3 separate regions of the Mus musculus genome follow, and all the other regions are linked to region 1. A link is a loop called in an ENCODE intact Hi-C map of the cell type or tissue named here. Cell type or tissue: left cerebral cortex. All regions are shown on one strand. Region 1 has its middle 30 kb from the start of Gm41036. Region 2 has its middle 46 kb from the start of Ptcd2. Region 3 has its middle 19 kb from the start of Gm35493.

Region 1 (8,000 bases):
GGTCATGAGTTGGGAGTTGGGTGTGGCTAGCCCTGCCCCTTATCAGCTTGTGCACCCTGAATGTGACCTCAATAGTACAGCCCCCATTGTGTCAGGGGTACAGGTGAGCCAGCCCCAAGAGTGAGAGCATAGGAGAACTGTCCCCTCCACTTGTCTGGTATAAGTGGGTACAGGAGTGATGCCCTTGCTCCTGCTGCAGATGGAACAACTGGTCTTGGGGTCATGAGAGCAGATGAGCTGTCTCAGTCCCTCACAGAGACTGTGGGGGGATATTGGGGGAAGAGTGCACTCAGCTCTGGAGGCATGGGTGCAGGCGAGCCAGGGGCAGGAGAGCAGGAGAGCTGACCCTGCCTCCTGCCGATGGCAGCACTGGGTGGTCTAGCCTGAGCACTGCTGGAGAGCTCAGTCTGTTGGTCCAGATAAGGAAGAGCTGGTGGGCTGACCAGCTCAGCTACCTACTGCCCAAGTCCAGACCCAGGGCTCTGAATTGACCCACCCCCAAATCCGTATCATCTGTGAATGGTTGGGACTTTTGAAAGGGCCAGCCCTGCTGTTCCAAAGCTGCAGGATTTCCATGACACAGGGCAAAACCAGAATATCCCAGAGTAGCCCCAATGAGGATCCAGTGTTGGTAGTGTAGCAGAAGCCAGAGATCTTGAACCAGACCAATGACTCATTGAAATAAACATTTCCAAGTGAAGATGTGTGGACAGAGGGATACACTGTGGGACACACTGTGACACACTACAGCTTCCACGATGAGCTGTTTTCTATGCTTTGTTTGTTCGCTTGCTTGCTTGCTTGTATGTTTTATTTTGAAGGGGATTTGCAAAGACAAAGGGCAGATATGAGGGGATGGGAAGATGAGTGGTACTGGGGTGAATGATGTGAACCTCACAAAGAATCAATAAAAGGGTTTAGAAAAAATACATATTATTATACACACACATATACATATATACATACATACATACATACATACATATGAATCAGTAATACTCACTTTGAATGAAATAGACTGTATGTCATAAAGATACTTAACACTGCTGACCTGAACCACAAGCATAACAAAAACAAACAAATAAACAAACATTGTTTAGCTTGGTACTATATAAAGCCTATAAAGATAGAGGACAGACTGTGTCATTCAGGGACTGGCTCTGGTGTTGGTTTGTGGTTGAAAGGATACCTAGTCCTGTCTCTCATCTCCACAAAGGCTTGCCTGAGATACCAGTGTTGCTCTCAGGGAAGCTTGAGTGTGTATGTGTGTGTGTGTGTGTAAAGGGAATAGCTAACTGAGCTGAAGGAACACCACACGGTGACATGTTCTTCAGTGGATATCTCAAATGTAAAGGTCTGAGATGATAGGACAGGAGCTTTGGGGGCCACAGGACTATTTGACCACGACTGACTTGGGTGAGCAGGTGGGAGGGGGGAATTTCAGGTTACATCCAATGCTAGTCACCTCCACGCTAGCATCCTCTTTTGTGTTGACTAACCAGGCTGAACAGAAGAGGAAGAGAGAAGCTTGGCTCTCTCCAAAGGGGCCTGCGAGGGTTAGGAGGCAGCGGTTTCATAGGAAACACCTGGGATGCTTCAGACATGGCCACGAGGCTCGACATCAAATTATTGATGGTGGTCGTGAGGGATCAGAGAACGAAGAGGGAGTGGTAGAGACCATTTTCCTGAAGATGTGACCTAAATGCCTCTTTTTCTATTCTGGAGGCCTTGTTCTGGAAGGGATTTAGACTGCCTCTGGTTCTCTTTGTTAAAGGTATGTACCAAAACCCCAAGTGCACACAATATGTGCACATGCTTGCACACACACATATGCATGCATGGATATGCTCACGTGCACATATACTGTCTGCATACATACAGACAGATGCCTACATGCACACATATGATTACATGTACATACATTGCACACATGAACAGTGTCTGCTCAACTTTCTATACCTGGCAGGGAGGTATCCATGCTTTGGAACCCTAAGGATATTCAGATAGGGCAGCACCTCTGGAGGTCAGGAGTGGAGAAAAGGTGGGGTTTTCCGCCACTGTGGTAAGGGTAGTGAGCCAGCAGGTAGGTTGAGGGAATTCCCTGAGCCTGGGAAGATGGGAGGGAGGCAGATGGGTTGGAGTGTGAGGAAGCCCAGCTGGCAGATCATCTTTTCCCCCTCTGAACCACTTCATGCCAGGTCCAGCTATTACCATAGAACTTGGAGCTCTCCAGTGCAGACCTCGAAGAAACAGCCTTAGGTCAGGAACAGCAAATCTCTTCTCTTCCCTTTGTATCCAGTTGTCAAGAATCACTTTAAAGGGCTGTCTTCATTTGCAGTCCAACTGCTTTTCAGAAGAATTGAAGGCGTGTGGCAGGGTGGACTCCAGAGATAGCATAGAAATCCCAGCCCACACAGCCTAACACTTTGCAAAGCCCCTTCCTCTTCCCAGTGTTGTACCGTGTCCCTGTGCCCTGCCTTTCCTAACCTGTTCTCAGCAGCAGGTGCAGACTGACCCAGAGCCTTCGGGTTCTCACAGCTGACGGACGTGTATGCTCTCTTTTCACGAACAGTCAAAGTTTACCCCTTTGTTGTTTTGAGTCCTGACAATAAAAGAAACCATCTGAGTTGAGAGGCTAAAACACAAAACCAGATGCATGTTCATTTCCAGACAAGTTTTCTGATCTTTATTCCCTTTTTCAGATGCAACCATGCCCTATGTCGGGAAGCTGAACAGAAATAGGAAATTCTAGCTGCTAGATCAGTGGCTCTCAACCTGTGGGTCATGACACTTTGGGGATTGAACAACCCTTTCCCAGGGGTCAAATATCAAATATACTGCATATTAGATATTTACATTATGATACATAACAGTAGCAAAATACAGTTACGAGTAAATATGAAAATAACTTTATAGTTGGGGGTCAACAGAACATGAGGAACCATGTTAGGAAGGTTGAGAGCTAGGTTCTTTCCAGGAGATAATCTTTTGTAAATAAACTTGTAAATGTCACAACATTGTTACCCACTCAAAATAATTATTTCTACATTTATTCACTGCCTTCCTCTGCCTTTCCATAATAGATTAGAGTTCTATACGTCTGTTAAAACTACAGCAAGAATTATATATTTATATATTTCACGCTATTCAATATAAGTGATAATACTTTTAATTATTGCAAAATTTCCCCCAAGAGTATAACATTATAGCATTTAAAATGTGTAGAGTCAACCAGTAATGAAATTTGCTTAGCCTGATTTAATAAAAAAAATTCACCCATTTTTTTTGTTTTGTTTTGTTTTGTTTTTTGTTTCTGATAGCATCTTCCCCCTGCCATCCCACTATCATGAGATGTAGTCAGGGATAAACATGCCTGTGGATGCCACAGACTCCTGGAGTGGACACAGATGTGGATGCATTTTAATCCGTGCTAACTGGTATTAAGGAAAGACCACGGTTCTAAGTGGACATATAGTCAAAGAGCCCAAGGCTGGAGGCTGGAGAGAATCTCCCCCGGAGTGAGAGCTGAAGGAGTGACAGCTAGCTGCAGTGTGGGGGACTGAGCTGGAGTGAGGGACCTTCCTCTCTGTGCAAGTCTATCCTATCTCAGTAGAAGACTGCCTTCTTGTTGCGCTCAGGGGACAAAGTCGGCAGAGATTTCGTTCTCAGTGACATATGGCCGTCCATTTTAGTCCTTATTCACACAGAAATTTCCTTCGAGGGATAAAAGAAGAGAAGAGAAAGCAGTCAAACTTCGGGAGGAAAGTGAAAACCCTCCCCAGATGAGAAGACAGATGGGACATAGGAGGTGGTAGCTAGAGGGTTGGGAGGGAGATGCCGAAGATAACACCCAGTCTCTGCAACGAGGCTGGACTATTTTTACACGTATCATACAGATTGTTCAACTGTGGTCTGGGCTATAAACTGTCATTCTTCAGTGTGGGGAGGCAATGCATGCTGGGATCCTGAAGAGTCAAACACATCTCCAATCACGTGATTGCTAACCAAATGCTGACACGATCAACCTTCACCCATGAATGGACTACACGTGGTACGTACCAGGCTGAGGCCAGGTGCAGGGGCATCTGCAATCAGGGAAGCAGTGACAGATTTATTTGAAGACCATAAAGCTGACACTCCTTTTCTGAAACTGTTTTTTTTTTTTCTTTTTTGCTTTTCAGAGAAGATGATATGAACCTTCTGCTCTCTTTGGCAGAACTTCTTCTTTAAAAAAAAAAATGATATTCATCCTCTTCTAGAATTCCTGAGGTCAGTACAGTGTAATAAACTAGACCTTGGTGAAATATTGAAATGACTATGGCTTTTAGGGCTAACCTGGACATTGAATAAATGACCAACAACAGCTGTGTGTGAGAGAGAGAGAGAGAGAGAGAGAGAGAGAGACAGAGACAGAGAGACAGAGACAGAGAGAGACAGGGACAGAGAGATTTATTGTATACATTCATTTATTTTGGAGTTTTGAGGTAGGGTCTTACTCTATAGCCCAGACCTGCCTCAGATTCAAATTTGTTCTCCTTCCCCAGCCTCCAGAGCCCTAGGATGTAGGATGTAGGTGTGAACTGACATACCTAGCTCAACATAATAATATTAATGTATGCCATAGAAGGCAACTTCTGGCTTTGGAGATTAGATAAGAATCTAGGAATTTAGTAGAGAGGGGGAGAGAAAAAGAAGGATGGAGGGAGGCAGAGAGGGAAGGAGAGAAGGAGAGGGAGAGGGAGAAAGGGCACAAGATACACCCCAGAGGACAGCCAGGCTACATTACCCTGAAAAGACAGGGTCTCCAAGGCTTGTAACGTGATGGGGGCCAGGGAAACACTGGGAAACGCAGGGCTTGCAAGAGACTGTGTATGCTGCCATGCCTACGGAGCAGCTTGAGATTTCAGCCGGCTCCAGTGGTGCCTATTCTCACCGTGGGGATTCCTCCACAGTAGTAAGACCAGGGCTAAACAGACAGGAGCTGAGTGTGAACAGGGCCTAGGGATGGGCTGCCAGGAACAGCCCTTAGCAATGGGCTCCCCTGACCTCATTTTGTTCTTTGGAGCAGTAGCTCTGTAAAGCCTATGGCTGTGAGTCGTTCAAACACATGGGGGTGTGGGGGCTCTTTTGGGATTTTCCTTGCAGGAACACTCCCCGCCTATAGCAGAAGTCTGGAGAACTCTCTGTGATTTGGCCATCCATTTAACACTCTCTTCAGAACATAGGTACCAGAATTAACAGTCACGGCAACTTCTTTTGGCAGATGGGAACTCATTTCACAAGTTCCTGAAGAATGCTGGCTTTTCTTTAGCTGCCAGAAATCCTACAGTGCAGCTTGAGCCCATTTCTAAATATATATAGACTGCGTTTTGGAGTCTGGGGAACTGGAGTTTCCTTTGGACTGGATGGGGAGAGCTCCCGTTCTCGGTTCAATGAGTGAGGTGAGGGAGGCTCAAATAAGGCTTCCCAGAATGAATCTTAGAGAAAGACTCAAGGGCCTTTGCTTCAGTCTACCTCTCCCCACATGCCACCCCAGGAGCTAGAACACAGCCAGTCATTTGCTTTTCTGTTGGTTACAGTATATATATTCATGTTATTTAAATGAGGTAATGAATTTTAAGTCTTCTTCTTTTCTTCTTTATTATGTTATAGCAACGCCCATCTTCACTGGCATCCATGCCGACACTTCCTAAAATCTACAACTGATACAAAGCTGCTGGAAGTTTCTAGAATGAAGGTCTTATAAGAGCTTTATAAAAAGAATATGTGAGCAAAGGGAGGATGTGGGGAAGGTGGCTAATGATCTGACTTCTAGATCAAGAGCACCCGGAACCACAGAACCACAGGCCCAGCGCCTCTACGGATGTGCAATTTAAAATGCACCACTCCAATGTCATGCGCCGGAACTTAATCCAAGAAGTCATGAGGGTAGCGTTAATGGTTTTATAAAAAGACAAGAGGGAGCTGGACTAGAATACTTGGTCAGTCTCACCGTGCCGTCAACTGCCAGGATGCTCCCATCTCGGGAGAAGAAGCAGACTTCCTGGTCTGCAGAGCTGGGATCCAAATCTACATTTATCCTGAGATGGACAGCTCTGGAGGGTGAGCTGCAGGTAGACCTATCTGGAAGTCAGCGATCGTCCAGCCAAAAGGAAATGGAAGAAGAATGGGCTTAGACACTCTTAAACCGAGAAGAGGGTGAGACACCTTGTCTTAAAGGATCAAATACTACTCCCCACCCCCTGTCAAACCAACCAACAGAACCTCAAGACCAGAGTGGGACTCGGTATTGTATGGAACCACGTGAAACAAATGACAAAACAAGCTCCTTTAATTGCTCTTGAAAGTTACTGGAAGTGAGCCGCGTTCTAGAGGGGAGAAGATGCCAGTTGCCTGGCTCAGTTCATGTTACAGAGATGAACACAGAGGAGGTCAAGGTGAGGTCATGAGCCTCAATTCTGTCTCACTGACACACTTGTGGACCAGTGGGAGTCCACAGCAGGGCTTTCAGGCAGCCACGAAGGGGACACGGTCTTTTCTCCTCCCCTCTACATAACATACTCATTACCAAAGCCTTTGTGGGAACCTGTTTCTGTTGCCTTCCTTCTCGGGTAGGGAATGTCCTGGCCCTGGGAATTTAGGGAAATCAAAGCAAGGTTTCCTGGCTAGCATGTAAACTCTGGGGCTTTCCTGGGCCTCTAAACCTGTTCCACTGTATGTCACATTACAGAGGCCACCAGATAGCCAGCTTGATGAAGGAGAGAGGCAAGTGTGTTCGAGCACAGGCTGGATTCCTGGATGGATTATGCTGACTGGAGAAAGGGCGACTTATTTAGCACAGCTGCACAAAGAACACTCTTGGCTGTCCTGGCTTTCAGAGTAGGTTAGGGCAGAGGCTAGCTGCCTCTGTCTCCTGAGCATCACACTGGGGCTGGGATGTGGATAAAGCCTTGGTCCAGTATGAGCTGAATGGAGTATGGAGGAGTGACCGGGAGTCTAGAGACCCTCTCTCAGCAAAGGCTGGCCTTCTTTATTCTCTTCAACAAAAAGGATTGACAAGAAAGATTCTGTTCAAAGTCTTTCAGCTTTAGAGCGGCCTGCAGAAGTGGGAGGGGGAGGGGCACAGCCGGCAGACTGTGGTTTAATTGGAAGCCGGGGGAAGAATTCAAGTTTGAATTCAAAATGATAAAATGGCAGAGGAGGAGAAGATGCAGCCTGTCTCTCCTTAAAGAGATCAAGAGATTTTTTAGATCTGTCCGCATCAAAGTTTTCCCTCTCTCTAAGGAAAGAAAAATCACTCCGTGTTTAACTCTCAGGCGTTTGTGGTGACCTCTGCACTTCAGTGGCCTCTGTGTAGCTACTGGCTTTCACACTTAAGGTGGAAAAGTTTCCTTCAGTGATCCTGAAAGTACTGCGGGGGTCTTACTAATGGACACACAGCAGGAAATCGCAGAGGCCGTGACTGACAGATGGACCGGATGGACCGACACATTTATTCCCTTTCTGCTATTCAGTTCTACCCGCCTCCCTTTTCCTTGCAGAGAGCAAAAAGTTACCTTTTTAGAGCCAAGGTGGTAAATGAATTCAGCATTTGCTTAGACTTGTTGAAAAGGAGCACCGAGGTGATGCTGAGGACCTAGGTAAGGATAATTGGTGGAACTTAGAGAGCATGCGCATGTTGGAGGGGTAGCAGGCAGAGGACACAGGCTGGTTGAAGGGAAGCAGAAATAATAAAATAACTATACATAGTGATAAGGCCTATAAAATAGACCAGGAACAGAGGTAGTGGACGTGTGACGTAACAATGTGTCCATCTGGATAGCCGGGGAGAAAGGAGTTTGCTAAGGCAGAAGTTATGCTAAGAGTAGAGACTCGATTTCAGGCAGAGGGAAAGGCCCCCCCTGGGACAGACCAGTGACACAGACTGCTAGATCCTGAGAGTGGCTGAGACAGAGAGGCTGTTTTCTACTCACCAGAGTGCATGGGATTCATCTGTGAAG
Region 2 (8,000 bases), 150 kb after region 1:
ATGAGTGTCTTGCCTGTTTGTAGATTTGTGCATCACGTGCAAGCCTGGTACCTGTGGAGGCCAGAAGAGGGCGTCTGATGCCCTGGAACTGGAATTACGGATAGTTGTGAAGTACCATGTGGGTGCTGGGAACTGAACCTGGTCCTCTTTGAGAGCAGCAGGTGCTCCTAACCACCGAGCCATCTCTCCAGCCTCACTGCTTGTGTTTTTCATTCCCACTAACATGGCTAAATCCAAAAAGAAAGGCGGTGACAAGTGTTGAACCAGACTTGGAAAAATGACCACTTTCAGACCTTGTTGGTGGAAATGGTCAGGCCCTTGGGAAACAGCTTGATCATTTAAAATCAGAACAACACACCCCAGGCCCTCCGAAGCAAGTGCTCAGAGCAGTAACGTTAAGCTGCTATACAAGAAAGGACATGTATGCAGTGCTCACTGTGGTATTCCTAACAGCCACTCGTGATGCTAACTGAAAGCAGCCAGGTCACAGAGGAGGCCGCTGCACATTCTACTCCATTTAATGTATGGACACATATACTAACTAGATTAGAGATTGCCTGGAGCTAAGGGTCAAGTGGAAATTTACTATCGAGGTGGGGAGGTAATTTTCAGAGGTAAGGAAAAGTTCTAAAAGCAGGCTGTACTGCCTGTTGCATAACCCTGATATTTATTGAAAGTAATTGAGGTGGTTGGACTTGGTGTTGCACACCTTTAATCCTAGATCTTGGGAGGCAGAGGCTCATTTTGTGAGTTCAAGGCTGGCCTAATCAATATAGGGAGTTCGAAGGTAGCCAGGACTTTATAGTAAGACCCTGTCTTAAAAAATAAAATAAAATAATTGAAGGGTTGGAGAGATGGTTCAGTGGTTAATAGTGCTTGCTACTCTTCTACGGGGCTTGAATTGAACTCTCAGCACTCCCATCTGATCAGTCACAACCGCCTGTAACTCCACCTTCAAGGAATCTAACACCCTGTCTGGCATCCTCAGACAACTACACACACATGTGCATATACCCACTGGCACATGTGCATATACACACAGGCACATGTGCATATACACACAAGCACATGTGCATATACATACAGGTACTTGTGCATATATACACTGGCATGTGTGCATATATATACAGGCATGTGCGCATATACACACAGACACTTGCATATACACACAGATACATGTGCATGTACACACAGGCACATGTACATATACACACAGGCACACTTGAAAACATATAAATAAAAATAAATGTTAAAAAGATAATTGGACATTTGCAATGGAAACATTTTATAGTGTTTAAATTAAACACGTTCAAGAACTTCGAAGTCTCACCTCTACAGAGTATCTGTCTTTTCCTTATTAACTGATGTTTGAACCTGTGGACTGACCTTAGTTCTCAATGCATGTATTCACGTGTGAGCAATCATGGAGGCTGGTGTTGAGACTCTGTCACTGCTTTGTGCCTGACATCTTTTACCCTCGATTAACAACGGAGCGACTGAAGCTAGGAACAGACTTTGAAGTATACGTTGACTTCCATCCGGGCCCTGCTTTAATCTGACAGCGTTAGGCAATGTCTTCCGGCTCTCATATTTCACAGGCAGATCTGTTTGAAATACTAGGTCTTAAACACAAAAGAATGGCTCCACTTTGTTCATTCAATTAAAAGATTAAAAGCTAAGTGCTAGGAAGAGATCACATATTTTAATTTTATTGGCGTCAACCTTTGTCACCAAAGTCGGGGTCTTCTGATTAACCTGGCAGAATGGGCGTCTTCCCGTGAGGAGGGCACTGGCTGACTCTGGTTTCATGTTGGTAGCGGGTCAGGGATGTTTGTCAGCTGCCCTAGTGCCAGCCAGACATCATGTGGCCTGCCGAGAACTGGGATATTTTGGTAATGAGAATTATTCACCTAGGAAAAGAGCTGGAATGGATAAACAACAACAACAACAAAACAAACAAAACTGCAAAACAAAACCCAAACAAACGAAACACAAAACAATAAAAAAAAAATAACAACACCAAACCAAACTACCACCACCAAAGCCCACAAGTAGTGGCAAATGGCTAGTATTTTCCTGCTCGGTTTCAGTACTTGGATTGAAACTACACCTCATTATCAGCCTATTTCCCCCGGGCTCTGCACGGCATACAGGAATGATGAATTTGCCCTAAGTACTAATTCCAGTCTCTCCTTTACTAAAAAATTGAAAGCAATTATTTTCAGATTCTTTTCATATGGGATCCTAGATGCAAATTAGGTTCTCCCAGCTGAAGACGGCTGCCTAAGATTTGGAAGTAGAATGCACTTGGGGCCTCAAAGTCTGACTGTGGAAAGCCAGCCCAGCCTGCTCCTTTGCAAGGCACCTGTTTATTCTGATCTGAGTCTTGTCACTTCTGAGTCCATTACCAGGATGTAGTCACCATTTGCAATGTCCTTCCTACTTAGAAACTTTCTGGCTTGGCCTCTAAGTTTTATTCTGGCAACAAATTACTCTTGAGGGGAAAAAAGGGCTCCGAGAACTCTGAGTGCCCCAGGCCCCTGTCGCGTCCTCCAATGGGAGAGAGGTGCCTCCTATTAAATGTCCCACTCCCTCATTCTTGCCTCTTCCTCTGTGGGTTGTCACTTTCCTGCCTCTTTTCCTTCCATTATTTTCTCCACAGCAAGATTCTTCCCCTCTCAATGTCCTTTCTTTCCTCAGGGGACCACAACTCCCACTGGATCACCAGGGTAGACACCAGGCTGAGAAGCCAACAGACTCCTGGGCTTTGGGCCTCTTTTTCTACACACCTAGTGTTCATCATTCTTTTTAAAGGACTCAGACAATAACCTACAATACCAAATTCTGTTACCCAGACACTGTGTATATTGGAAAGTAATGTTCTCTGGGTTTACCAACAGGATCGTGACTGATCAAGAAAGTACGTCCAAAGCTATAATGATTTCATTAAAAAGTGTGAAGTAGTTTCTTAATTACTGGTACAGAAAGAACAATGGCCATGCAATAAAGCCATTTGTAGAACAATATGGCCATAGTAATCTACATTTTTTTTAAATTAAATGCGACTTGACTGTTGCTGAATCTGGAATAGTTTAAGTGGCACACAGCGGCATTAACCTTGGGTGGGAGGCAAGGTCAGAGGAATAAGAAAGGAAATTAACTTTTTGTTTGTATACTTCTCAATTGTTTGAATGTCTTAAATCGGCATGTATTTAATAACTTAACCACAACACCCATTTTTTTGTTACCTTTTGGAAAACATCTTCTATATCCTGGGGTAGTGGTTTACTAATAAGTTTTAACTACTAAAGTAAGTTTTCTTATCTAATAGGCATTATTTTAGTCTCTTTGAAAAATATATCCTTAAATCAGATAGATAGATAGATAGATAGATAGATAGATAGATAGATAGATAGATAGATAGATAGACAGATGGATGGACAGACAGATGGATCGACAAAACTGTTTTGTCCTCTTTTTTAAAAGTGCAAAATAACCTCCGCTTTATATTTTGCCTTCAAAAAACAAACCTTTCTCTCTCTAGCTTCTTCCCACTTCAAACTTCTTAATCCCCTAACCATAATTAGCATCTAGTCCCATATCCTAGCAAGTCACAGATTCCAGGGACTTGAGGCTTAATAGAAGTAAAATTTGAGAAGAGGGGCTGGAAAGGTGTCTGGGTGGTTAAGAGTACTTGCTGTTCTTTCAAAGGACTCAGGTTCGATTCCCATGAACCACATGAAAGTTCAACATCTCCTTGGACACCCGGCATGCATGTGGTGCAAAACACTCTCACATACAATAATAATAAAATAAATCTAAATAAATAAAATAAAGTTAAAATGTTTTGAGAAGGGACGATTTCTTCTGAGAAATCTTTGGAGATTTCTTTTTCCCTTATTAGATTAAAACCAGAGCTGTATATAATTAACTTGCCATCTAAAGAACAGCCTCAAGTTCTGCTTCATAGACTCTAGCTACTATAGATTGATTTTAAAAGTCATTTCAACCCTGTTAAATTTGCTGCCAAGAACTTTCAATACACCACGCAGGGCCTGCTGTGGTGAGGTTTTGTATTTATGACACCAAATAAAGACATTTCCCTAAGTATTTTCTCTAAGAGACTTTTATCATTTGACTTTGTTTGTAGCAAGCTATGTTTTTACATGGTCCACTTCAGCAGCTGTTGCTTTAAAACGTAAATGGCACACCCATATGAGCTTCATTCACTTCACCCTCCCTGCACAACCTGATACATCTTTATGAGAGAACCTTTCCCCTGCCTCCAATGCCCAAGGAGGAAGTTAGTAAGAAAACCCCGAGAGTGTTAATTTCCTTCCACTTCCTGCCGCCATGCAGCCCACTTGAAGACAACATTCCGCAAATAAGCCTATTGCCATGTGACTGAGACTCTGCTAATTTTCCTGACAGGACAATGGCTCAGCGCCTCCGAGTTCCTATGTTTAGGGTTAGGGTAGGCATGCTCTTCTGCCCAGATGTGGCTGGCGAGTCAGTGGAAATCGCATCCCATCTGTACATCCCCAGGAGAGAGAACCATGATTTATCCTACAGTAAGAGTGTTCCCTGGAAACAACATGGACCTGAAAATGCCCGCTTCTCCCAATCTAGAAAATGATGATCTACATCTAACGTCTAACTACAAGACGTTTTTATTTATGTATCTCTAGAGTTAGCCCACCTTTCCTCCTGAGAGCTCTGCTGCGGCCAGCTCAGTGGAACCACCTCCATCTTCCTTTCTCTGGCTTGCTACATTGTTTTCTGACTGCTGCTTTCTTTCGGTCCCACCATATCCACATTCTCCACATAAATTTAGGAATGTAAATCAGACTCAATCCTAGACTTCCCACTGAGCCTGTTATCTTCCTACTCTGAACCATGTCCCCTGCCCCCTAATACCCACACCCGGGCCTTGGCACTGTCCCTGTACTTCAGCTGCTAAATCTCAGCTATACTTTCGAGATGGCATCCCTCACCCTGCCTTGGCGCTTTGCCATGCTCTCTCTCCACCCCCTGCTTGAGACTTAATTTCTAGGGCTCTTCGCTGGACTCACTCCTCCTGCTTCCTCAAGTTCTCCTTAGAGACACCTCCTCACCACCCATACAGAGAGACTCTCTCTGTTCTCCTCCACAGCCTCTTCCTCTTCTCTTTCTTCATACTTATCATCCCCACAGTGGTTTACTGCCTGCCTGTTCCAGCTTCTCAAAGCTTCCCATGGAGACCAACTTAGGGCTGTACCCAACTCAAGCTCTTCCAGCTTAGAAAGCGTACCCTGTCCCCAGGGCCAGTTATCACAAGCCAGTTTTCAATATGAACAGTACACTATTCAACTAACATGCAGAAAGCAGTGGACATTGAGAACAGAGGGGTGCAGTGAACTGTCCACCAACTTGAAGGGTATGTGGCTAATTTTTGTGATGGGGAAAGGTGCAGATATAGTTTTAGGACAGGATATAGAAAGCTCATTTCTTTTTCCTAATTCACACTGGGGAAACATCATGTTGGTCATTTGAGACAGTGAGAATTCCAGGATCACCCAGAAATAATATGGACACTTTAATCTTCATCCATCTACAAGGGAAACAGACATGTTGTCTTCCTCTGTGCTCAGGAGAGTGACCATCCATGCTGGTCCATGTGGGTCTGTCCTCAAGTACACACCATCTTTATTTCAGCAAAGCCCCCAGTTCCAAACCAATGAGAATGGATAATCCCTCGTGCTGGGAAAAGGGAAGTTAGCTTCGGCAAACAACCAGAGGTTTGTATGACAAGACGAGAGCAACAGGAAAGCCAAAACAGACACCTTTATCTCTGATAAAGATGGCTCACAGTATAGGGCGAAGAAGACACTGACCAGGCAGAAAGCCCGACTTTGGGGATTGGAGAAAAATCTCACTTTCTGCAAGCAGACCTGCCTGCAATAAAGACAAGATCCGACCTTTGCACATATGTTAATTGTATTCACATTTATCAAAGGAAAAGCCATTCTGTCTTCCTGAAGGGAGGAACATGGGAAGGGTTGTGAGGGAAAGGGTGGGCATGAGGGACAGACAAGGTCAGTGCACGGATGGCTCCTCCCTCGCAGAGAAAGAAACACCATGAGAGACGGGGTTGGCGACAAAGCATTTTTATCAGCGCATACTCATTTCTTATAAATTAAAAAGGTGTTATTGTGACATTTCCATATGTGTACTGAATGTTAAGGACAGATGTAAAGAGCCATTGAACTCATAGCCTGGGAGGTGCACAGAGGTCTAAAAATCACAAAATTTGTAATAGAAATGTCCTTGTGACAAGAATAAATCAAACTCCTTGTTTCATGAGCTAATCCCGTAGGCAAATGAGCTGTTGTGCTTGCTCACCTGCTGGAGTGGCAGAGCTCAAACCCAAGACCCCTGACTCTGGACCATAATCTTTCTCATTCTGAGCTGCCTCCTTTTCTAATCTAATTGGGAACACTTTTCTTAGAAGTTTGTTTGTTTGTTTGTTTGTCTCAGAAGTGACTTCTGTGATTGTCTATCACTTTACTAAATCAAATTCCCTGTAATAAAACACCGGAAGCAGAATGCTTTATAAAGAAATGAGGTTTCTTTAGCTCAGAATTTGGAAGGTTAAAAGTCCACACAGCTAACTCTGGGGAGGGCACCCCCAACTGATCTCCTCATAGCAGATGGTCTCACGGGGATGGGAGAAACGGTGAGAGGAACCACGTGGTGAGAACGGAGAGCTAGGAGGACATACGCACAGCTTGCTTTTTCTAGAACTAACTTGGAGTCTCAAGAGAACTACAATAATCACCCCTGATGACATGCCACCAGTTACCTGTGAGGACTTTCTCTAGACCCTCATTTTTAAAGTAGATTCTTAACTTCACTGCACTGAGAACCAAGCTTCCGACACACACACTTAAGTCACAACCGTCTCAAAGGACAAACTGATTCTTGGGGAAACTAAATGATTTGCTTGGGGGCACAGGGATAAAAGGCACACACCAATCATGGGGCTCTGGGGACCTGTTGCCTCATTGCCAAGGCTGGCTCTTTCTGGCTCTCTTGGAGTTCCACCACCAAGGACTGTTGGACACATCTCCAAGTGTCCCTGGACGCTCTGAGCAGAAGTCCCTCTGATTGTCCCATGGAGTCCTTTGAGCACGTAGAGGCATTTCTAAGCGGCATTGTGGTGTCTGTCCTCAGAGGTGAAATAATAAGGAGCTCCCTGAACCCCAAGAAAGTGTTAGTTTGACCTTTAAGGTAGTATCACCCTGAGTTACTAAAAAGGTTAACCCTTTGGTGCTAGAGGGCTTGTGAGCTCCGTGATCTTATAGAAAATTGTTGAAGTGTTTACATTGTATTTTCCTAGCACTAAAGTATCTTAGTGCTTCTCCACCATTGCCATGGGGTTAGGAAGGCCACTGATGTAATTTTGATGGGCTTTTGCCTTAGGAACTGAGACAGTTCCAGGGCTTAAGGAACTGGTCAAATGCAGGACTCACTACCTGTCTCTTTCTCATGGCTTCTTGTTTCCCCTGCTGCTTCTGTTCAATTTCCTCTCTCTACTACCTGGTTGAGGCTGCCTGTTAGAGGTTTCTAAACGTCCCGGATTATGGCTTTGCATTGGTTTTGCTTGTCATGTCCCCAACTTTGCACCTCTAAGGATACAGGAACAAACCAAACTGTTTCTCTTACTATGCTTCCACAACACAGACCTCTGCTCTAATCAAATGTGTAAGGGCATGGGGTGTTGCTGTGCAGCCAAGCAAGCAATTAGCACTGAAGCAGGCACCAGCTCAGTCCTGACACTGTCTACTGGAACACACCATCAGATGCCAGGCCACAGCTCAGTCCCATGAGACAGTCCTCCGTTTTAGATGCCAGTTTTAAACTCTTACTTTGTTAGGACTGTGCTTTCGATTGGCTGTAGGTCAGCATCAGAGTTGACTAATGTGCTATAGAAGCTTCCAGAACCCAGGGAAACATTGGCA
Region 3 (8,000 bases), 92 kb before region 1:
GTCAAGCTTGGCACCGAGTGTTTTCACCCACTGAGTCTCACTGGTCCTAAGCCACATTTCATGGTATCCTCCAAATAGATGGGTGTCCCCCAGTTTGGTATCACATCCTTTTCTGGATTCCTCTTTTTCCTTTTCCTACCTAGCTCACTGTCCTCTCCCATCAGAGTCACCTTGAGTCACCTTGTCTGGGGATCTCCTTCTGCTACATCCAAATGAAGACTCCAGCATCCACTCAGCCATCCTTGTGTTCTCCCTGCCCACCCCTGGACCCACCCCTCCATCCCTTACAAGCAACTCTCCACTAGGCAGTGTATGAGGTGCTCCAGATACAAGGCACATTGCAGCCTTTGAACTAGCTCTATTTAATACCCCACACTCCCATTATCTATGGACAAAAGATCCCCAGTGTACCGGGAGTTTCTACAGAATCAGAAGTATTGGAGATTGCACTTCATAGAGGCTTGGGAAAGGCCACTGAACGGAGCCTACCTGCTGGGGCGAGCAGCGCTGGGGGTTCCCTGGATGAGGGCTCAAGTGGACAGAGTGACCAGAGGCACCAATTAGGAAGCAGGTCAGGTTTTCCCTGGGACCAGTTTCCTTTGCTTTTTGACTCTCTTCTCCAGCACCATTGTGTGTATATAATTCAAAAGATGGTCTCAGATAAATCAGGCAATCGCCTAGGTCAGGAAGAACCAGTGCCTTGAATCAGCATCACGGGGGCTCTAGATGAGGCCTGAGTAACATCTTGGAGACTCTTAGTGATTTCTCCTTTCTCCGGTTAGAGGGCCAAGGACCAGCCTGCCCTATGTGTCTCTGGTGGCACCATGATCTTACCACTAGAACAACAGGGCACATGAAATGGGATCTGCAAAGCTTGTTTCCTGGGGACTTCATCTACGGTACTATTTAACTTTCTTTTAAAATGTTTATTGTTTAGAAGCTGGAAAAAGTGGCCCAACAGTTAAGAGCATTAGTTTTTCTTCCAGAGGACCCCAATTAGATTCCCAGCACCCATATGGCAGTTTTAAGTGGTCTATAGCTTCAGTTCCAGAGGATTCAATTCCCTCTTCTGACCTTCGAGATGGGTGTGGTGCACAAATACTCATCTCAAGGGATCTGACAGTGTCTTCTGGTTTTCTTAGGTACTGCATGCATGTGATACACAGATATACATGTGGGCAAATGCTCATGCATATAAAAACTAAATAAAAACAATTAAATTATTTTTTAAATTGTAAAGATACATATAATATGAGATGTGCCAGTACAGCCATTTATTTATTTATTTTAAAGATTTATTTATTTATTTATTATATGTAAGTACACTGTAGCTGTCTTCAGATACTCCAGAAGAGGAAGTCAGATCTTATTATGGATGGTTGTGAGCCACCATGTGGTTGCAGGGATTTGAACTCAGGACCTTTGGAAGAGGAGCCAGTGCTCTTAACTGCTGAGCCATTTCTCCAGCCCAGTACAGCCATTTTAAATGTATAGTTGAGTACCATTAGAAATAGTCTCACGACTGCATAGTTGTGTTCTATAACTTCTCACCTTGTAGCCTGAAACTCAGCACTCATTAAATATTGACTCCCTATTTGTACCATGAGGCAGGTTATGCACCCCATAGCCATGAGTGGTTTCTAAGGCAATTTCTAAGCCCCAAGAGTCTGACAGCTGACAGTCTGTGGATGGGATTCATATGATCCCTTTCTCCAGCTCTGGATCTTTCAAGTTCTGCCTTTATTTGTGGATTTTCTTGGAGTTGTCTATATACAGGTTTGAATTCTCCAAGCTCATCAGATGCCTCAGCTAGCAGGCAAGAACCGTCAAAATCCATTTCACCTTTCAGCTTCCCCATCCCTTTAACTGTAGCAAGAAAGGTCCAGCCTGTCAGAGTTCCATCTTCACCATCTCACAGGAGGCCAGTGAAAGTGCAGTTTGTCCCAGCTTGCTGACTGAGTAGTAGCAGGCCCATGTCTTTCTGGAGAGGCTAAATGTACCCCTGTACTGGCTAGTTTTGTGTCAACTTGACACAGCTGGAGTTATCACAGAGAAAGGAGCTTCAGTTGAGGAAATGCCTCCATGAGCTCCAACTGTAAAGCATTTTCTCAATTAGTGATCAAGGGGGAAAGGCCCCTTGTGGGTGGTGCCATCTCTGGGCTGGTAGTCTTGGGTTCTATAAGAGAGCAGGCTGAGCAAGCCAGTAAAGAACATCCCTCCATGGCCTCTGCATCAGCTCCTGCTTCCTGACCTGTTTGAATTCCAGTCCTGACTTCCTTGGTGATGAACAGCAGTATGGAAGTGTAAGCTGAATAAACCCTTTCCTCCCCGACTTGCTTCTTGGTCATGATGTTTGTACAGGAATAGAAACCCTGACTAAGACAACCCCTCTCTCTTCAAAGAGTAAGAAAGGCTGCTGCTCAGAGGTCCCCATTATCCCTGAGAAGGAAATCCCACGTCTTTTCAAGGCACCTGATCCTGGAGGAAGCAGACTGGCTTTTGACCCAGGGTAGAGATGCCTGTATCTCTGCAGATACAGATCCTGCTAAGGCCTTAACAGGCAAATGCTGTGCTGTGGTCAGTTTCAGGGGACAGAGGAGGAGGCACACCTCTGTGCCAGGGCCAGTATTTTGTAAAGAGAGGCCAAGAGAGGCCTAGGTACCTTTCATCCACTCTGCACCACAGGGATTTTTTTTTTTTTTTTGTCATCTGTCACAGCTAAAGAAGCTCAGAGATCATGTGACTCAAGCCCATCTTCTGTGATTCATTATCTTTCCTTTCCTTTCCTTTCCTTTCCTTTCCTTTCCTTTCCTTTCCTTTTCTTTTTTTTCTTTCTCCTTCTCTTTTCTTCACCATCTTCCTCTTCCTTTTCTCTCCTTCCCCTCCCCCTCCTTCCTTTCTTCCATTCTTTCTACCGTCTTTACTTTCCCCTTTCCTTCTGAGAGAATATTGCTATGTAACCCAAGTTGGCTTCAAACTTGCAGCAATCCTCCTGCTTCAGCCTCCCATATGTTGGGGTCACAGGTGTACACCACTGCACTTGACCATTTTCTAGTTTTAATTAAGCTGGATGTTAGGGTGACTTGTGACATAGGGCATAGATTAAGAAAAGAGAATCAACAGTGTGACCCCATATCTCTTGCTTCTGCCCTACGGAGTCCCCACGAGGGCTGGTGATACACACAAGCCTCTGGCTAGTTTTGTTAAGTGTGATAAGTACACACTTTATTCCGGAGTGAATTAAAGAGCATACCTATGAGCCCAGGTGATAGCAGGTACATAAGGAGGGTGGAAAACTTCTCTTTGAAGAGGTTTCCTCTCGAAGTCTCCAGCGATGGCTACATTCTTGAAGGATATATATATATATCCTTATATATATATATATATTCTTCTCTTCCAAAGCTCAAGCTACAGCTACAGGTTCTACTGAGCCTCTCTAGCCAAGCAAATATTTTGTCTTAGTCACCAAGTACTAGTTCTTTCCAGAGACTTCAAATCTATGTACCCAAACTCCTCTCTCCCAGCCTTCCCCTCTCTTTCTCCTTTTGCTTTTCCAAATCTAAGCACTCTGGGCCTGACCCACAGAAGCTGGGCCAGCGCCTTGCTGAGGAGTAGAGAGCCTCCCACCCTAGATCTCAGACCCCTGGTGCCTCAGCTGCTGACACCCCAAGTCTCCTCTCTGTTCCTAAAGTTCTCCATTACTGTTGCTCATTGTCACAGCAGTGCCGGGTGGCAGCACAGGCACACACTGTCAAGTGCAGAGGTGGCAGGTGAGATTCCCTAACTCACATTTGGAGTTAGAATAGGAGGGAGTGGGGAGACATGTTCCCAGGCCCAACTGTGAAACTAGAGTTAATGGCCATGCCTCCTTCTCACATTACTTTGGCTGCAGTTCTAAATTAACTTTCCTTTGCTGTGACTGGATTGCCTTGTGTTACAAGATACAATTTTGAACCAGTCACTCTGGCCAGGGTGATGCTGGGGTCCAGTTGATCAGGTCTGGGTCTTTTATGGGTGAAAAGGAACATTCTAGACCTGCAGCTGAGAGTGGCTGTTTATTTGGTATTTTTTAGAAGCCAGTGTTTCCACAACTACAGTGTGCTCCCCACTCACTTGGGGAACTCATTAGATCTGTATCCCCAGCCTGCCAGATCCTGCTTTCGAAAACATGGCACCCATACCTGTGACTCTGCATACCTAAGGATGCTGATGCGGTTCAGAGCCGATCATACGTCAAGGTACATGGTCTCAATGATCCTCACAGCCCAGCTGCTGCGGTGTGCACCCGGACAGTGTTCTCTCAGGGTCTGCATATAGGGAGGGCCTGGGAGAAAGAGGCACTATTGCCTGTTGGTGTACAGTATCATCTTTTCTCTGAAGTCCAACATGACAGAGGACTATGGAGCATGGCCAAAGGAGATTCATGTCCAGGTACACAGAGGTATTACAGCAAGGAATGTCCCTCAGGTCTCTTGGGGATGGAGTCTTTCTGCACATCTCTCTTTTCTGACTTAGGATGTGAGAGGGGCAAGGGAGGCAGGGTGTGACACCTGGGAGGGACAGGTCCTCTGGAGGGACAGTGAATCTTTGAAAGTGGAGGCAGTAGATCTCCCCTTTGAGGCATCTCAGCAAAGGATAGAGGGGTCGGAGGCTAGACTTTAAAGAAACGTGAGAAAGACAGTACTCTAGAAGTGTCGCATGCTGCGATGGTTATTTTGAACATATCTGAATCCCTAATGACTGACCTGCTGAAACAGGAGCTGATGGAGCTGAGTGGCCTCCAGCTGTAGAAAGAGAAGCAGGAGACCCATGCCCGGCTTCGATACTCAGGTTCACAAAATCTGACAGCTTCAGCACAGAAATAGATGTTTAACGCAGGTCTTATGTGCAGCTGAGTATTTTTCTGGTATTCAGATTATGAAAGTGAGAAGAAACAGGTAAACTTGATTTTAATATATTTTATTTGATACCATATGCCCCAAATACTATAATTTTGACAATTAAAAATATTACTGCATATGCATGTGTATATATGTATAGTATATGTGTATACATATATGTGTATATAACCTATAAATGTGCTATATTTCTATACAAAATATTTGAAAGTTGAAAGGTATTTAAAAATATAACACTTCTGAATTGGGCTAACCATTCTTCAAGTGCCCACTAGCCAGTTGAACTAGAAAACATTGTCCTGACAGGCTCACATCGCTCACCATCTTGTCCCCAACATCTTCCTCCTCCCAAATGCTTGAGCATCTCTTGGATGTGAAAGAGATAGTCGTGGACCTGACGGAGCTGAGCTGCAGGCTCTTGACTCTGCCTCTGTGAGACTGGGAAGGTGAGAGAGTAGCTGGAGATCAGCCCTCCTGTCTCTCCTCGCTCTGTGTAGCCTGTGAGTCATCCCGAGGGAGGGAGGGAGGGAAGGGATGGGTCTCTATTCTGAGGCTTCTGCGTGAGCTCTCAGTTGTGTGGGGGTGGGAGGGAGGGACCCACAGCAGAGACTGCATGGGGAGGGGATGTAGAAGGATGTGTCTACAGCCACAAAAATAGATCTGAATAGATCTGTGTGTCGGTTACCAAGACTCAAAATACCATCTCGCTGGGTGTGCTGGGGTGCTCAGAGCCAGGTGTTTTTATGATTAAATTACTCAAGCAGGAGAGCAAGGACCAGGTCTGGCTGAGCTGGAGACCTCGGTTTCCTTTCCAGATGGGATCCTGACTTCCTCCTTCCACAGAGAGTTTTCTTCCACATGTCTCACATCTGCTTTCCTTCCTTGCCTTGATTTGAATACTGAACAGATTTCCCTCACGGACACACTGCCGCTGGCTTCTGAAATGGACAACTTGATTAGTGTTGAAAGGCAGCGGGCCAAGTGCTCTCTTGCTGGTATGGCTCCAGAGCCCAGTCTTATGGGGAAGAGAGCTTTCCTTAGTGGTGTGTGTGTGTATATGTGTGTGTGTAGGCAGGCTGCAATCTCCCTGACACTTAACTTTTTCTCTCACCACATGAAAATTATAATAATTCTTACTATATTGGGATATTGGGAGAAGTCAGCTTAAAAAAAAAAAGCAAGTATTGTGCTTTGCACAATGGCTGTCACGAGGTGGGGGGGGGGGGTGCCTGTCATTCACTGTCATTCAAAAGGAATGACCAGTTCTTCCCACACTGGGCTGGGCTCGGGAGTTTGGGGCCTCGGCTTAGTAGGTGGGACTTTCTCCGTTGCCATATTGATCTGCTTTAAACTGGACAGTGTAACATGGTGAATGTGGGACATGACACACAGGGAAAAGTGATCAGCCACAGCTGCTTGGGGAATGAGTGGCCAAGCTCAAGCCAAACCCAGATTTACTTTTTCTCAAACTTAAGTTAGCAGAGCCGTTTGGGTCTCAGAACCAACATCTTGAATTTCCAAAGGCATATGGAAGAAACAGAGGAAGCAGAGTGTTAAATAGGCATTCTACTCTGAGGCAAGAAGGAAACTCTGACGGGCTGGTATACAGTCACTAAAGATGCTCATAGTGAATACGCATGCAGTCTGTGCCAAGGGGAAACACCAGGCAAGAAAGCAGCATGGGATGTAACGCCGCACATCAAGGCACGCTCAACTAGATGTCATATTTGCTTATCTCTGCTGGATAATAGTTGTTTTCTGGACGTGTTCATGTATTTTTCCACGGTGAACACTTGTGCCTTTCACGGTCACAAAACCAAGTGGAGATTATGAAAGATTTCCAGTCTCTAGTTCGCCGCAGGGAGGCTGCAGCTCATTCTCATCTCCTCCGCCTTGCAGGACTCCTGGTGGCTTCGAAGCCTCTTTGTTTACATATGGATGATTGTGTGGGTGTCCAGGGAGATGGACCGGGAGAGAGAACAGAGTGAGACATGTTTTATTGAAGGCAATAAGCAGAGTCAAGGCACTCTTGCGACAGAAGCCTTCAGTGCACTCAGTGGCTGGCTGCGCTTTGTCAAAGCAGGGGGAGCTAAAGGCAAAAGGTTAGCCCTGTGCTGGAGACCACTGACTTCCCTATCCCTAGGGGGAAGAGCTCAGAAATCAGGCCATCATGATTGGCTAACTTAGATCCGGAGTCTGAGGAGGGCTATGGGAGGACTTGTGCTTCCCCTACCATCCCACAGGCCTTCCTACCATCTTGTTTCCACATTGCTTATGGTGTCTCATTCTACACACCAAAGTCTCAAGATCCAGCCCGTGGCTCTCTCCCCACAGTTACTGCCAGCCTCAGTGAAGTCCTCTTGCTTTGGAGCCTGTCGTCTCCCTTGACCTGGATCTGCTCTGTGTCACGTAGTCTTTGTTGTGTCTATCTGGCTGTACATTTGACCCTTTGCTGATTGTTCTGGTCCTTGGTGCGGTTAACCTTGTACCCCTTCCAGCCTCAGCCTCACAGGGTCCTTCAGGGTTGGAGCCCTGCTCCTCCAGTGTACGCAGTAGGGAATGCTGCAAGAAACTGGCTTTGCTCTGTGGCGTGGCTGCAGAATTCCTCCCCTTCCCTCACCCCAGCTCCCCCACTCACCTTGAACTCCAGCATTCTAGAAAGTTCCAACTCTTACTTCGGACTTAAAGCTCTTAGGACACAGCAACCCCCGAGGTGGCTTGGGATGTGAGTCTTTCAGTTCCTACCTATGACCCTTGGGCAAATTCCTTAACCCTATTTCAACCTGCCAAATCATAGCATGCTGGATACCCGGTTGAGTGAAATACTACCTGTAAAATGTCTCCAACTTGTTTACTATACAGCTAGTGCTGAGTAAATGTCAATGTAACATTATTTTATTATCACAAAAGTACCCTGGTCCATTGATGTGGTTGAAAGAAAGTCTCTGGAGTCTGACAGACATACTGGGTAAATTGCTCTTCTGACCATGATGAGCTTCAACCTCCTTATGTGCCCCAGTGCCTTCTATGATACGGGATACCACTTCTCTGACTCACTGTGAGAACCAAAGGAAATAACACGCAGAAGTATTTGCAAAATGC

Evidence for each region. A loop is a pair of places that touch in the nucleus more often than their neighbours do. Peaks named below come from ENCODE experiments on the same cell type or tissue, not always from the same donor. Only the 100,000 strongest peaks of a DNase experiment are listed, where the experiment ranks them.
Region 2: a loop joins it to region 1, with 2.4 times the contacts of the local background. A loop is called at or near these places in 6 of 42 quality-filtered maps.
Region 3: it touches region 1 in a loop (12-fold over the local background); 4 of 42 quality-filtered maps call a loop at or near these places.

What each region holds. Positions count from the first base shown.
Region 1 is chr13:99,142,769-99,150,768 of GRCm38, forward strand. No RefSeq gene overlaps it. Among named protein-coding and RNA genes, the nearest start is that of Gm41036, 30 kb to the right of the region's middle. In left cerebral cortex, no CTCF peak of the experiment used is centred here; DNase peaks (open chromatin) are centred at 3,784, 5,207, 7,111 and 7,884; H3K27ac peaks cover 4,316 bases.
Region 2 is chr13:99,295,124-99,303,123 of GRCm38, forward strand. No RefSeq gene overlaps it. Among named protein-coding and RNA genes, the nearest start is that of Ptcd2, 46 kb to the right of the region's middle. In left cerebral cortex, a CTCF peak has its summit at 52 (motif pointing right); a DNase peak (open chromatin) is centred at 4,925.
Region 3 is chr13:99,050,355-99,058,354 of GRCm38, forward strand. No RefSeq gene overlaps it. Among named protein-coding and RNA genes, the nearest start is that of Gm35493, 19 kb to the right of the region's middle. In left cerebral cortex, no CTCF peak of the experiment used is centred here; DNase peaks (open chromatin) are centred at 4,461, 5,389, 5,576 and 6,767; H3K4me3 peaks cover 273 bases; H3K27ac peaks cover 2,886 bases.